Regions from separate parts of the Homo sapiens genome. Here region 1 is linked to region 2. A link is a contact called in ENCODE Hi-C data. All regions are on one chromosome and are shown on one strand. Each heading gives the region's core, a stretch centred on a gene start or an enhancer-like site at or near the end of the contact. The rest is flanking DNA. Distances are from core to core; before and after follow the strand shown. Region 1 overlaps HMCN1 (hemicentin 1). Region 2 overlaps HMCN1 (hemicentin 1).

Evidence for each region. Hi-C counts contacts between places; a loop is a spot of excess contacts on that map. Pooled maps may share reads with other maps.
Region 1: a map of mammary epithelial cell shows a loop between it and region 2 (6-fold over the local background). The contact joins two enhancer-like sites. A Hi-C loop is called at or near these places in 4 of 168 maps with a recorded cell type or tissue (GM12878, GM18951, ascending aorta and 1 more), 1 of 37 single-sample maps with no recorded cell type and 2 of 50 pooled maps.

The regions. Positions count from the first base shown.
Region 1 is chr1:186,098,576-186,105,265 of GRCh38, reverse strand. It overlaps HMCN1 (hemicentin 1), which reads right to left. Exons shown (of 107, transcript NM_031935.3): 69 at 1,598-1,794. Among named protein-coding and RNA genes, the nearest start is that of PRG4, 190 kb to the left of the region's middle. Within about 2 kb of position 2,570, at least 3 of the 41 ENCODE cell types and tissues checked have a DNase peak (open chromatin) inside an H3K27ac peak, as active enhancers do.
Region 2 is chr1:186,147,942-186,154,025 of GRCh38, reverse strand. It overlaps HMCN1 (hemicentin 1), which reads right to left. Exons shown (of 107, transcript NM_031935.3): 94 at 2,677-2,826; 95 at 2,283-2,420; 96 at 1,155-1,276; 97 at 39-276. Among named protein-coding and RNA genes, the nearest start is that of PRG4, 150 kb to the left of the region's middle. RefSeq lists a silencer at 982-1,182. Within about 2 kb of position 1,250, at least 3 of the 41 ENCODE cell types and tissues checked have a DNase peak (open chromatin) inside an H3K27ac peak, as active enhancers do.

The DNA.
Region 1 (6,690 bases), core at 1,321-3,820, 50 kb after region 2:
TCCACTTCCATATTGTTTTTAATGTTTCTATTATTGACTCATATCTAATTGTATCTTATGTATACAGTCATTTTTCTCCCCTAGACATCTAGAAACTTCTTGAAGGCTGACACATGTCACATATCTTAGGTCTTATGGATTCTCCACAATAGCTAGAACACATGGTAAATCTGGCCATCATTTAACACTCTATGACACCTTCATCTTGTTTTCTTATAACTCGACTTTTTGTTCTTGCCTTTAAGACCTACAGTAATGGCCTTAACTTCCCTTTCAAGCTTTATTTGTCATTTTTTTTATATTCATGATTCTATTCCACATACTTTTCTGTCTCCATGCTATTCCTAATGTCACAAATTCTTTTGCCTACTTTTTGTTTGTTGAAATTATATCATTCAAGAGTTTTGATTCAATACATGGTTTTAGTTTAACCTGACTCTAAGTTACTGTAATGTTTGAAATGGAGAGAAAAAAGGGGAATGGAAGGTATGCACTCGAAGATGCTAGAAATGCACTGTGCTGAGATGCACTGGCTAGGCTTCTGAATCAGACTAAGGATTGAGGCCTAGCTCCATCACTGAGCAGCAATGAGTACTTGGCAGATAAGTACTTAATCTCTCTGCACCTGATTTTGGATTTGTGGGATAGACACATTGCCTCACAGAGTTGCCATGAGGGGAATGGGTGGGATAGATAGCACAGAGATGAACACAACAGGACATAGTAGAGAGTTTATAACTCTTAGCTCTTTTCTTCCAGTTCCCTTTCTTCCATTCTCAGTGAAAAATGCAACAAAATATGATCAAATAATTTGTTATTCTACATTCAGAGGAATGATGATTATGGTAACAACAGCAACAGCAGGAACAATCCTAAGTCTTTTTTTGAAAGCATTTACTACATGCCTGTGGCACCAGTCTAAGCACATCATGTTGGATTATTTCTTTAAATCCCTCAGTGTATGAATGAGGCATGATTATTACTTTTATCCCCAGTTTATAAATGATGGCATTAGGGCTCAGATGGAGAATAATTGTAACATAAGGTTTGCCTTTACTAGTAGAATAGAAGATTGCTACAATAAGACATCCCAGACATACTTCTCTTTTAATATATTCACATTTCAGATCAGTTTTCTTAAACATAAACTAAACCAAGTCAATTTTATTAAACTGATCATTATTTGAAAAATTGTGTCTCTTCAGACTTCCATATCGGCTAGTTCATTTTGGAGATCAAAAGTGCTCTTTGAAACCTTATATATATGCATGTTGGATTGCTTTTTGCCAGTTCCATTAAGGGGTACATAGTATAAATTAAGAACTTTGGGAAATATACTAACACTTATAGCACTGTGAAAACTTGCAAAAGTTAATGGAAAGGTATCTTGCTTTCTTCGGAGTTTAATATGATACTGCTTTGTCTTCCTTTTAATCAAGTTACCCAATCATGCATATCATAGGACTAATCCATCCTGCTCCAGTTACACAGATCTGTGATATATAAGGATTCAAAGACATAATTTAACAAATCTCATATATTAGCAAGTGAGAAGTTTGACCTAACCTAAAATAATTCTATGAACTTTGACACTTACCTGAGCAGTAGAAATTCGAAGAACCTCTCCTCCTCCTAGAGTTTGCACTTGATCCGTCTGTGGAAGGGGCCGGCCATCTTTCATCCAGGTCATTTTAGGGGCTGGGATTCCAGAAGCAATGCAGGTAAGTTCAAGTGGGTTATTAACAATTACTGATATCTCTTCATGTTCTTCAGATCCATTAATGTGAGGTGGTTCTATTTAAAGGGAATCAAAAATAATAATAAACCCACAGTTTCATAAAATATTGCTCGTTAGAAAAACTTGAAAATCCAACACAAATTCACATTCACATGATAAAAATTGATTAGAACAAGGAAAGTGAAATAATTCCTAGATGTCATTACCATTTCTCATTGACACACTTTCAAAAGGGATGGATCATGCCTATGAGAGATAATGAAGTAAATGGCAATTCATTACCATGCAATTATTGAACAACAGTTCAAACTCAGTTAATTAGAACAGTCTCACTTGACTGAAAGATTTGAAAACAATAAAAACCAAACGCAGCTTGTACCACTTTTTTTTTTAGAGGGACTTAGCATATTATTATGTTTTTGTATCTTTAAATACCAATAGTTTCTACAAAAACAATGCGTGAATACTGTGGAATTTTGCTATCATCTTTTCCATGCAGAACTTTGAGAGGAAACAATGACTAAGCAGAAGAAAAAATAGTTACATTTGGAGATAATTTCTGTATAAAACACATTTGTTATGTCTGGATGGGAGTAACTTCCTCTTTTGTTACTTATACTTCTAAAATTACCTTTCTCAAGAGAAGGTCAAACAATCTAAACACTGGGAAGAAACATTTAAGGTTCTTTAGTCTAACTACTCCCAACTTTGGTAATTCCTTTAAAACACATTCCCCTTATGATGACCATTTGCGTTTTCTATGACACTTTCATAGTTCAAGTTTCCAGCTTACTATTTGACAAGGCAGCCAAAATAGCTGTTGGACAGCGCCAGGGGTTAGCAGGTTTGTTTTTCTTTCTTTTTTCTTTAATAAGGCACATAGTTTAGAACAGTGACTCATAGCAGAAGATCTGGAGTCTGAGTTTTAATGCTGGTGTCAACAATTATTAGTTTCATGGATTTGAGCAAATCTCTAAAATGGGGATACCAACATTATTTACCTAATAGGATCAGTGTGTGGCGTCAGTGAGATACATTATACACTTTTTTGTGTGTTTCTGTATCTATTTTACAATTAAAGGTTTTAAAAAACTTATTACTACTACAGTGTTTACTGCAACTGTTGGTATTATTAAAATCTGCTTCCTAAAATTTCTACCATCTGTTAGTCTCTGTTTTCCTTCTGGAGAAAGATAATATACTAAGTCAGTTCTCCTTCTTAGATTATAATGAAGTCAGCATTTCTACACCACTGTCCCACATGACCTCTTTTTACTTCTATCTATCTTACATATTGCTGTCAAAATACATTTTCTGAAGTGCAGTTTAATATTAATCTAAGATTTTCTGCTTAAAAGATTTTAATGGCTCCATGTTGCTTACTGGATTAAATAAAAACTCATCATGGTTTCCAAGACTTCCACAATATGGTCTAGATCTATCTTTGTCATTATTTAATTTTAACATACTTATATGTAACCTAGACTTCAAATCTCTCAACAAGCTTCGTCCTTTCTTGCTCCTCATAGTCCCGCAACTGAGAATGCCCAAGTACCATCACGGTTACATTGTCCTCAAGTTCATTTGTGAAAACTATAAATCATTTATTGATTCTCTGAACTAATTATAAAATGTCTATGCTTTTTCATTTTCGTATCAAGTTGTTTGTACTACTCAAAACACTTATCTAATTCCTGGTTTGCCATAGTCAATTATTTACTCCTCTTACTTCTCGGTTATTTAGTATATGTCAATCATCATGAATACAAAGATTAATAAGGCATGCTCACTGCCCCCACCCCAAAGTTTATAATCACTGGATTTAAAATAGTAGCAGCAGTAACAGTATTAACATGCTCTTGTGTAGTTCAAACCCCAGACTGTCCAGATCTTACCTGTGTTAAGTGATTGTGAACTATTTTACTCTGTGTTTTGTCCATATGTCTTGTACTTCGGGCAGAGTAAGAGTTGTCTATACTCCAATAACTCCAGAATTTATATTTCCAGCCTAGACTCTCTTCTGAGCTCCAGATTCATAAATGCAATTATCAAATAAACATCTCCATTTGGATGTTTGAAAATCACTTAAAACTCAACATGTATTCAGACTGAACCTATTGCCTTATTTCTCAAAACTTGTTTTTTTCCAGTATTTTCTGCATCTAAGTGATGAATTTACCAATTAGTCACATAAGCCAGAAACTAAGAGTCATGCTTGATACCTTCTTCATCACTCCCTTGTGTCCCAGTCTACAACCAAGTCCTAATACTTCCACTGTACTTATTTCCAGAATACACCTTTTTCTCTCATCTCCCTCACTCTAATTTGAGCTACAATACCATTTACTTAATGTTTTTTTTTTCTTCCTAGTTGTAGGTGCCTACCCAAAATTACTGATTTCTTTCTGATTAACAGACTCAAATTTTGTTGGGATTGTCAATGTGCTAAACAAATTACATTTCCTAGCCTCTTTAGCAGAGAGTAGATGGAGTGGATGGAGTGGTATATGACAATTCTGACCAATGAGATGTAGGTGGATGTGGTTTTGTGGGGCTTGTAAGAAAGTCTTAATTCTTTTCTAAAGGGGCAACACTTTGCCCTTCCTAGTTTCCTGCTCTATTGTTGCATCTAGAACAGCATCTAGTTATGCTAGGGGTGAGCAGATACTGCATTGATCACCAAACAACCATGTTGTAAAGGTTCAAAAGAACTGAAAATATTTGAACTGCTGAACCAATCCAACAACTGCCTACCTCCAGCCATCCCAGTGAGAAAAACAGAAGTACTGTGTTTAACCCACCATATTTCAACTCTGTAATTCACAGCCAAACACAATTCCTTATACTGGTCTCTCGGAATCCATTCTTGTCCTGGTCCAAGTAGCCTTGCATTTTATAGCCAGAGTGCTCTTCTCAAACTGTAGTTCTATTTGTTATTCCGTTTTTAGAACTTTGAATGATTTCTCATTGTTACAGGATAAAAAGCAGACTTCTTAATGTGGTCAAAAAAGTGCTCTATGACCTGGCCCTATGAAAACCCCCTATTTTGTAATATGCTGTCCCTTGTTTTCAGTGGTCTAGCCACACTGGACTTTTCAGAACCACTATACCATGATACCTCCCACCACATGGATAGAATTAAATAAAGAATATTTCCCCAAGTTAAGATGTTTGCATTCTGAGTGGTAGCACTGCTTCAAGTGAAGAACTTTTCAGAGTTTAATGGAATTAATTTTCAACATATGCTGAAATGCTAAAACTTCTCATCTTTCTTCTAAGCCAGTTTTCAAATCTGTTTTGAGAAATTATTATTCTTATAAACTCTTCAACTTTATTAAAGGCAGGCTGTTCTTTAAGAATTCCACTAAGAATATCATTGTTGTTTTTCTCCTTCATTTTCTTCATCCAGAAATGCACCAGTCTGTGATTCTGCTCCTGAGTTCTTTCTCCCCGCTCTCCCCCTCCCCCTGCCACATGCTAGACCAGGCCCCTGCATTTACAGGCTGTATGAATACAGCAGCCTCTTCAATTCATTTTTCACTCTGTCACTCTGTCAGAGGGATTTTTTGGAAACGAAATCTGGCTGTAAAATATTTCTCCTTAAGATTCTTCCATTGCCTTGGTAATGAGGTCCAAACTTCCTCAAAGTTCTCAGAGCTTTGCATAGTTTGGCATCTGCCCATATATAGTTCTTGTCTTGTCTCTTGCTACTCTTCCTCTTACACTCAGTTTCAGGGAGTGCAAATTGACAATTCAAATTGTATTACCTCCAGGTGAGAAATGTATATAAAATTCCCCACTCATCTCTACAGTCCTACTCTTCAGGGCTCAGATTTATGCTTGAGGAGATCGAATCTGAAATCTACCATCCCACAGAATGTTGTTTTATCCATATAATCCTCATTACACTGAAAAGTAATTACTTCTTTAGTATCTGTGTCTTCCACAGATGGAGGAAGTTGAGGGCTGAGATCATATCTTTCTTAGTGATGCATTTGCATGTTTGCCACACCACACATGTTCATAATTATAGTTAAATGATGGCTAGAAACATACCTGTCATATAACGTATATTCAATAATTAATACTTGATATGTGAATAATGAATGTACAGGATCACATTATGTCATCTCCTCTTACTCCTCATGTTCTGTGAATTGATGTACAGGAATTTGCTACCCAACCCCACCCTGCACCTCCCAGACACACAGTTTTTCTTTTTTCTCTCATTGACACATAATTATTATGCATCTTTAGGGAGTACAATGTGATGTTTCCATACATGTATACATTGTGTAATTATCAAATCAGGGTAATTAGCATTTCCATCACTTCAAACATTTATCAGTTCTTTGTGGTGAAAGCATTGAAATTCCTCTCTACTAGCTACTCTGAGATATACAATAGTATATTATTAACTATAGTCACCCTACTGTGCAATAGAACACCAGAACTCATTCTTCCTTTCTAATTGTAACTTTGTACCCACTGACCTACTCCCCCTGTCTCCCTTGTCTTTGGTAACCACTGTCCTATTCACTACTTCTATGAGATCAACTTTTTAAAATTTCACATGAATGAAATCATGTGGTATTTTCTTTCTGTGCCTGGCTAATTTCACATAGTTTAATGTTCTCCAGGTTCATCCATGTTGTCATAAATGACAGAATTTCATTCTTTTTTATGGCTGAATAGTACTGCATTGTGTATATCTACTACATTGTCTTTATTCATTCATCCATTGTTGAACATTTAGATTGATTATATATCTTGTCTGTTGGGAATAGTGCTGTGATAAACATGGATTTATTTGACATACTGATTTCATTTCCTTTGGATATATATCCAGTAGTGGGATTTCTGAACCATATGGTAGTTCTATTCTTAATTTTTTTAGGAACCTCTGTTTTCATAATGGCTATATTAACTTACAATCCCACCAACAGTGTGCA
Region 2 (6,084 bases), core at 1-2,500:
GATGGCATAAAGATATGGATTTTCTTTTATCAAATTACCTTTGGATATTGAAGCATGAATTTTAAAACCCAGTGTCTCTTCTATCTGGTTATAGTCAGATTCCACAGAGGATGCATGAAGTGTTTCAACCAAGAAAGGCATTCTTCCCTGTGCCTGATCATAGAAAACGGTGTGGTTCCATGTGTATGGGATGCTGATGCCATCAATGGTGAACAGCCGGGTTGAGTAGGCGTACAGCTGCCCAGGACCTGTTTGAATGTAGTCCTCTGTGTAATCCTAAGGAGAACAATGTGGATTTGAAGATCAATATGGCTCATACTAATTTTTTTCCCTTAAGGGGACTATGAAATGCAGAATGAGCGGGGAAAAAGGATTAGGAGCTAAAAAACACACATCATGCATGATGGTAAACATTTAATATGTGTTAACTTTTAATCCTAATTTAATACCTATAGCTTTAATACCTTAAAGCTATAAGGTAGCTTTAAATTGCCATAGTTTGCAGACTAGAAAAATAAGTTTGTAGAAATTAAGCAACTTTCTCATCATTACATTGGTACAAAGTGGCGGAATGAGGATCTGAATGTGGATCTGCTTGGCATCAAACACTATGTTCTTTTATTTATTGCCTCCTTCATGAGAAAATGTATAGGGGCTAATAAAACTTGTATAATAATTGTACAGTAGTGTTCAGGAAATAACATAAAGTTTGAACCCTTTAATTATAACATAGTTGTTTCATAATTTTGCTGTCATAAATTTCAGTTTAATAAGAGACTCAAAGTTATAGGTCATGAATAAACAAAGATGTGAAAGGGCGATTGTTATCCTTTAATTTCTGAAATATTTTATGGATGATACACAAAAACGTTTATGCAAGAATTACTATCCTCTTTGTCTAAAGAAAATTAAACAAATGCCTTACATCAAGTATTTGATCTTGGTCCTGATAGGGAGGGTGGTAAAACCATTAAGAGAGTTTGTAAAAACTTGTCCCTGAAGATTTTTAAACAAAGATCAGATAGTTATTTATAGCCTTGGTAGTTTGGACATTTTCCCCCACAGAGTGAACAAGTTATCTGTGCTCATTCTATGGACCTTTCACTCATCATTACTCTAATAAGCAGCAAAGACAAGTTATCCTGGCATTTTACCTTTACAGTGACTTCAGCAGGTGACTGAAGCTGTAGGACATAGCCACTCACAACGATATCTAGCAGCAAAGAACCATCGGAATCCAAGCCCCGGGCAATATGACTCATCTGCAAGATTTCTCCTGGGAATTACAAGACATTCATTTTGACAGCAAAAAAATATGGTTTCTGTAAGCACAGAGCAGATTTACCTTACATACCAGTTCAGCTATGCTTTTTGAGTTCAAACTTGAATAAGTATAGATGATGAGAACTGAAATAGCACTTAACCTCCCAATTAAAGAGTTAGGTTTATTGAATTCAGTTTCTTTTAACATTTCTTTTTATGTAGCAAAAATGTGGCAAACGGTTACACGAATTTCATACTTTAAATTCACAGGCAATAACAAAGCACTCTTATAAAAATGAATTGTCTGTGACTGGCAAAAACCACTAGTCTGGCCACAGTGCTTTGTTCTTTCTGATGCTTCAAAAAGTAACAAAGGACATCTGAGTAAGTGGATGCCCATGAAAAGAACCAATTGTCTTCTCCACTGATTAAATGTTGATTAAAGATAAGCCGTCCTCAAGCCCCTCTTCCTTAAAGGTCACTGCTATTGAGGCTGACCAACTGTGAAGAGGCTTGAAATGGAGCTCTCTAAACATCTGTATGTACATGGAAAGGGTCATGAATAGCTAACCCATACTCCTTAAGACTAGGGATGAGTGAAAAGCCTTTAGGTTTGCTTTGTTTCTATCTTTTTCATAAAGAACTGCTATAAAGTATCCTAATTGGATCTTGGTTTAAAGACAAAGAAGGTCTTTAATTAATAACAGTAACTCATTTTCCTTCTTTGTTTGGTCTTTAATATCCTCTCTATGGATTTAAAGAGAAAATATTTTTAAAAAGAAGAAAAGAGGAGAGGAGAAAAACTTTTAGGGTATAAAATGACTGCTTGAGAACACATGACCTCTTATGATCTTATGTTAGTACAAGTTTACAGGAAAACATGAAATTGCTTTTATATCACTTATAAGATTGCGTAAAAAGTTTCAAATTATTCTATGTGGGAACACGTATTTTTCTTAATCACCTATCTTCATGGCACTTTTTATAGTAATAGAATATTAAATTCAGCTGACACTAACCAGTTGCAAATTCCACTTGAGTTTCTCTTTTGAAGACTGCATTGGTGAGGGTAAAGCCATTGACTGCTTCTCCTATTTCCTTTGCTGTTGTCCAATAAATGGGATTTAGAATAGAAACTATCTTTCTCATTGCTGAACCTAAAGAAAAAAAAGGATAAATAAGGTGATAGCAAAATTTTTAGTCTATTTTATTGTCTTCATAGCATATTATTCACAAGGATGAATTCTAAATAATGTTGAATACCAGAAACAAATACCAGTACCTCATGTATGTTTGTTTAAAAGCTTACCATACTTATGAGTTAGTAGTAGCATTCTCTAGAACTTTAATGGAAGTAATAAGATGAAGAATAATATATAAGTTTTTAAAAAGAGGCTTGAGGCAAAGACTTACCAAGACTACGAGGTACATTGGTAATTTTGGCACGTATTATTCTAGTATCAGAGTTAGGGCTATCAGTTATTGTGGCATTAAGGAAAGCAATTCCAAATTCAACATCATTAATATTTCCAATAACACTTCCTCTGGCTCGCTGGGGCCCACCTATTGGGGGAAAAAAAAACATTCCTGGATAAGGATGCAATTTCATCAACATTACATGGGAGAAAAGAGGGCCAGTATTCAGAGATGCTACAAATCTTTTCTCAAACATCAAAAAGGTCATATGACATCTGAATTTAATAGTGAAATAAATAAGCTTTTAAAACATTCTACTTTCACATAACAACCATCATCACCCATAAATCTAAGATCCTTCTAATCTGTGCACATCATAGTGTTATTAATATTTCATAAGCCAAAGAATACAATCAGTGTCCAGTCCCCAAACTAAAAATAAAGAATATGTTGGTGGTGGTGATGACAATGAGAGTTTATTGAGCATGTCATGCATGATGGTAAACATCTAGTATGTGTTAACCATTTTAATCCTATCAACAATTCTATAAGGTAGCTTTAAGTTTGTAGAAATTAAGCAACTTTCTCCTTATTACATTGCTAGACAGTGGCGGAATGAGGATCTGAATGTGGATCTGCTTGGCATCAAACCCTGTGTTCTTTTATTTGTTGCCTCCTTCATGAGAACATCCAGGAAAAGGAGAGACTTCATCAACAAAACAGCTTCTAGGCCACTGCCAATGTAAACGTGGATTATCTAAGGACGTTGTTCAGTCTTGGGTTTTAGAGTGAGGGTTTATCAAGTTCTTCATATTACAAATATACTGAAAGATGCTTAACTTGAGAGAGACTGTGCTTTTGCCAGTGCTATAAAATTCATACCAAGGTAATCTGGTTGCAAAACAATTATAAATTTTTAAAAAAGGGCCTCAACATTAATTTTATGCCTTCTTTCTATTGTTCAACAAAATTACTGGTGACTAGCACAGAATAGGTGGTTAATGAATGTTTTTCAAAATGAATTTCATGCTTTGACAAGAGAAGGCAACATACTGGGAAGTAGCTGATAGTCAAATCCATAAATATTCATTATCTGATGTATTTTAATACATTTTAAAGCAATCACTAGGAATTTCAGATACTGTTATGTACAAGCATATTTAGTTTTATCATACTTTGCTTTGTTGCTCTTTGCAGACACTGCGTTTTTTTTACAAATTGAAGGCTTGTGGCAACCGTGTGATGAGAAAGTCTACCGGTACCATTTTTGCAACAGCCTTTGCTCACTTTGTGTTCCTGTGTCACATTTTGGTAATTCTTGCAATATTTCAAACTTTTTCATTATTATTATCTCTCTTAGGGTGTTCTGTGATCAGTGATCTTGGATGTTACTATTGTAATTGTTTTGGGGTTTCATGAACCATGCCCATATGAGATGGTGAACTTAATCAATGTTTTGTGTGTTCTGACTGCTCCATCGACCACCAGTTATTCCCTTGACTCTCTTCCTCTCCTCGAGCCTCCCTATTAGCTGAGACACAATATTGAAACTAGGCCAATTATTCACCCTACAATGGTCTCTAAGTGTTCAAGTGAAAGAAAGAGTCTCATGTCTCTCACTTTAAATCAAAAGCTGGAAATGGTTAAGCTGAGAGAGGCAGGCATGTAGAAAATTGATGTAGGCCAAAAGCTAGGCCTCTTGCATCAAAGAGTTAGCCAAGTTGTGAATGCAAAGGGAGAAGTCTTGAAGAAAATTAAAAGTGAACACACAAATAAGAAAGTGAAACAACCTTATTTTTTATATGGAGAAAATCTGAGTGGTTTGAATAAAAGATCAAACCAGCCACAATGTTCCCTTAAGCCAAAGCCCAATCCAGACTAAGGCCCTAACTCTCTTTAGTTCCACAAAGCTTGAGGTAGATGAGGAAGCTGCAGAAGACAAGAGGCTCAAGGACAGAAGCCATTTAAGTAACATAAAAGTGCAAGGTAGAACAGCACATGCTGATGTAGAAACTGGAGCAAATTATCCAGAGGTAGCTAAGTCACTGATAAAGGTGGCTACACTAAACAACAGATTTTCAATGTAGACAAAACAGCCTTCTATTGGAAGAAGATGCTGGCTAGGAATTTCATAGCTAGAGAAGTAAAATCAATGCCTGGCTTCAAAGCTCCAAAGAACAAACTGACTGTCTTGTTAAGGACTTACGCAGTTGGTGACTTTAAGTTGAGGTCAATGCTCATTGTGAAAATCCTAGGGCCCATAAGAATTGTGCTAAATCTACTCTGCCTCTGTGCTATAAATGAAACAACAAAGCCTGGATGACAGCACATCTGTTTATAGCATGGTTTACTTAATGTTTTAAGCCTATTTTTGAGACCTAACGCTCAGGAAAATAAAAAAAAAAAAAAAAGATTCCTTTCAAAGTATTACTGCCCACTGACATGTGAATGTTCACTGCAGAGGTCTAATGGAGATGTACAAGGAGATAAATGTTGCTTTCATGCCTAATACAGCATCCATTCTGCAGCCATGGATCAAAGAGTAATTTTGACTTTCAGGACTTATTATTTAAGAAATACATTTTCTAGGTCAGGTGCCGGTAGCTCACTTGAGGAGTTCAAGACCAGCCTGGCCAACATGGTGAAACCCTGTCTCTACTAAAAAAAAATACAAAAAATTAGCTGGGCATGGTGGTGGGCACTTGTAATCACTTGGAGGCTGAGACAGGAGAATCGCTTGAACCCTGGAGCCAGAGGTTGCAGTGAGCTGAGATCACGCCACTGCATTCGAGCCTGGGTGACAGAATGAGACTCTGTCTCAAACAAAAAAAACAGAAAGAAATATTTTCTAAGGCTATAACTACCATAGTGATTCCTTTGATGGATCTGGGCAAAGTAAATTGAAAACCTTCTGGGAAGAATTCATCATTCTAGATGCCATTAAGAATGTCTGTGGAAGGAGGTCAAAATATCAATATTAACAGGATATTGGAAGTTGATTCCCCCCATCATAGATGACTTTGAAGTTTCAAGACTTCAGTGGAGGAAGTAACTACAGAAGTGGTTAAAAGAGCAAGAGAATTAGAAGTATATCCTAAAGATGGGACTGAATTGCTACAATCTTATGATAAAACTTGAATGAATGGGGAGTTGCTTCTTACAGATGAACAAAGAAAATGGTTGTTTGATATGGAATCTACTCCTGATGAAGATGCTGTGAACATTGTTAAAACGACAACAAAGGACTTAAAATATTACATAAACTTAGTTGATAAAGCAGTGGCAGGATTTGAGAGGATTGACCCAAACTTTGAAAGTTTTACTGTGGGTAAAGTGCTATTTAACAGCATTGTCCACTACAGAGAAATCATTCATGAAAGGAAGAATCAATTGATGTGGCAAATG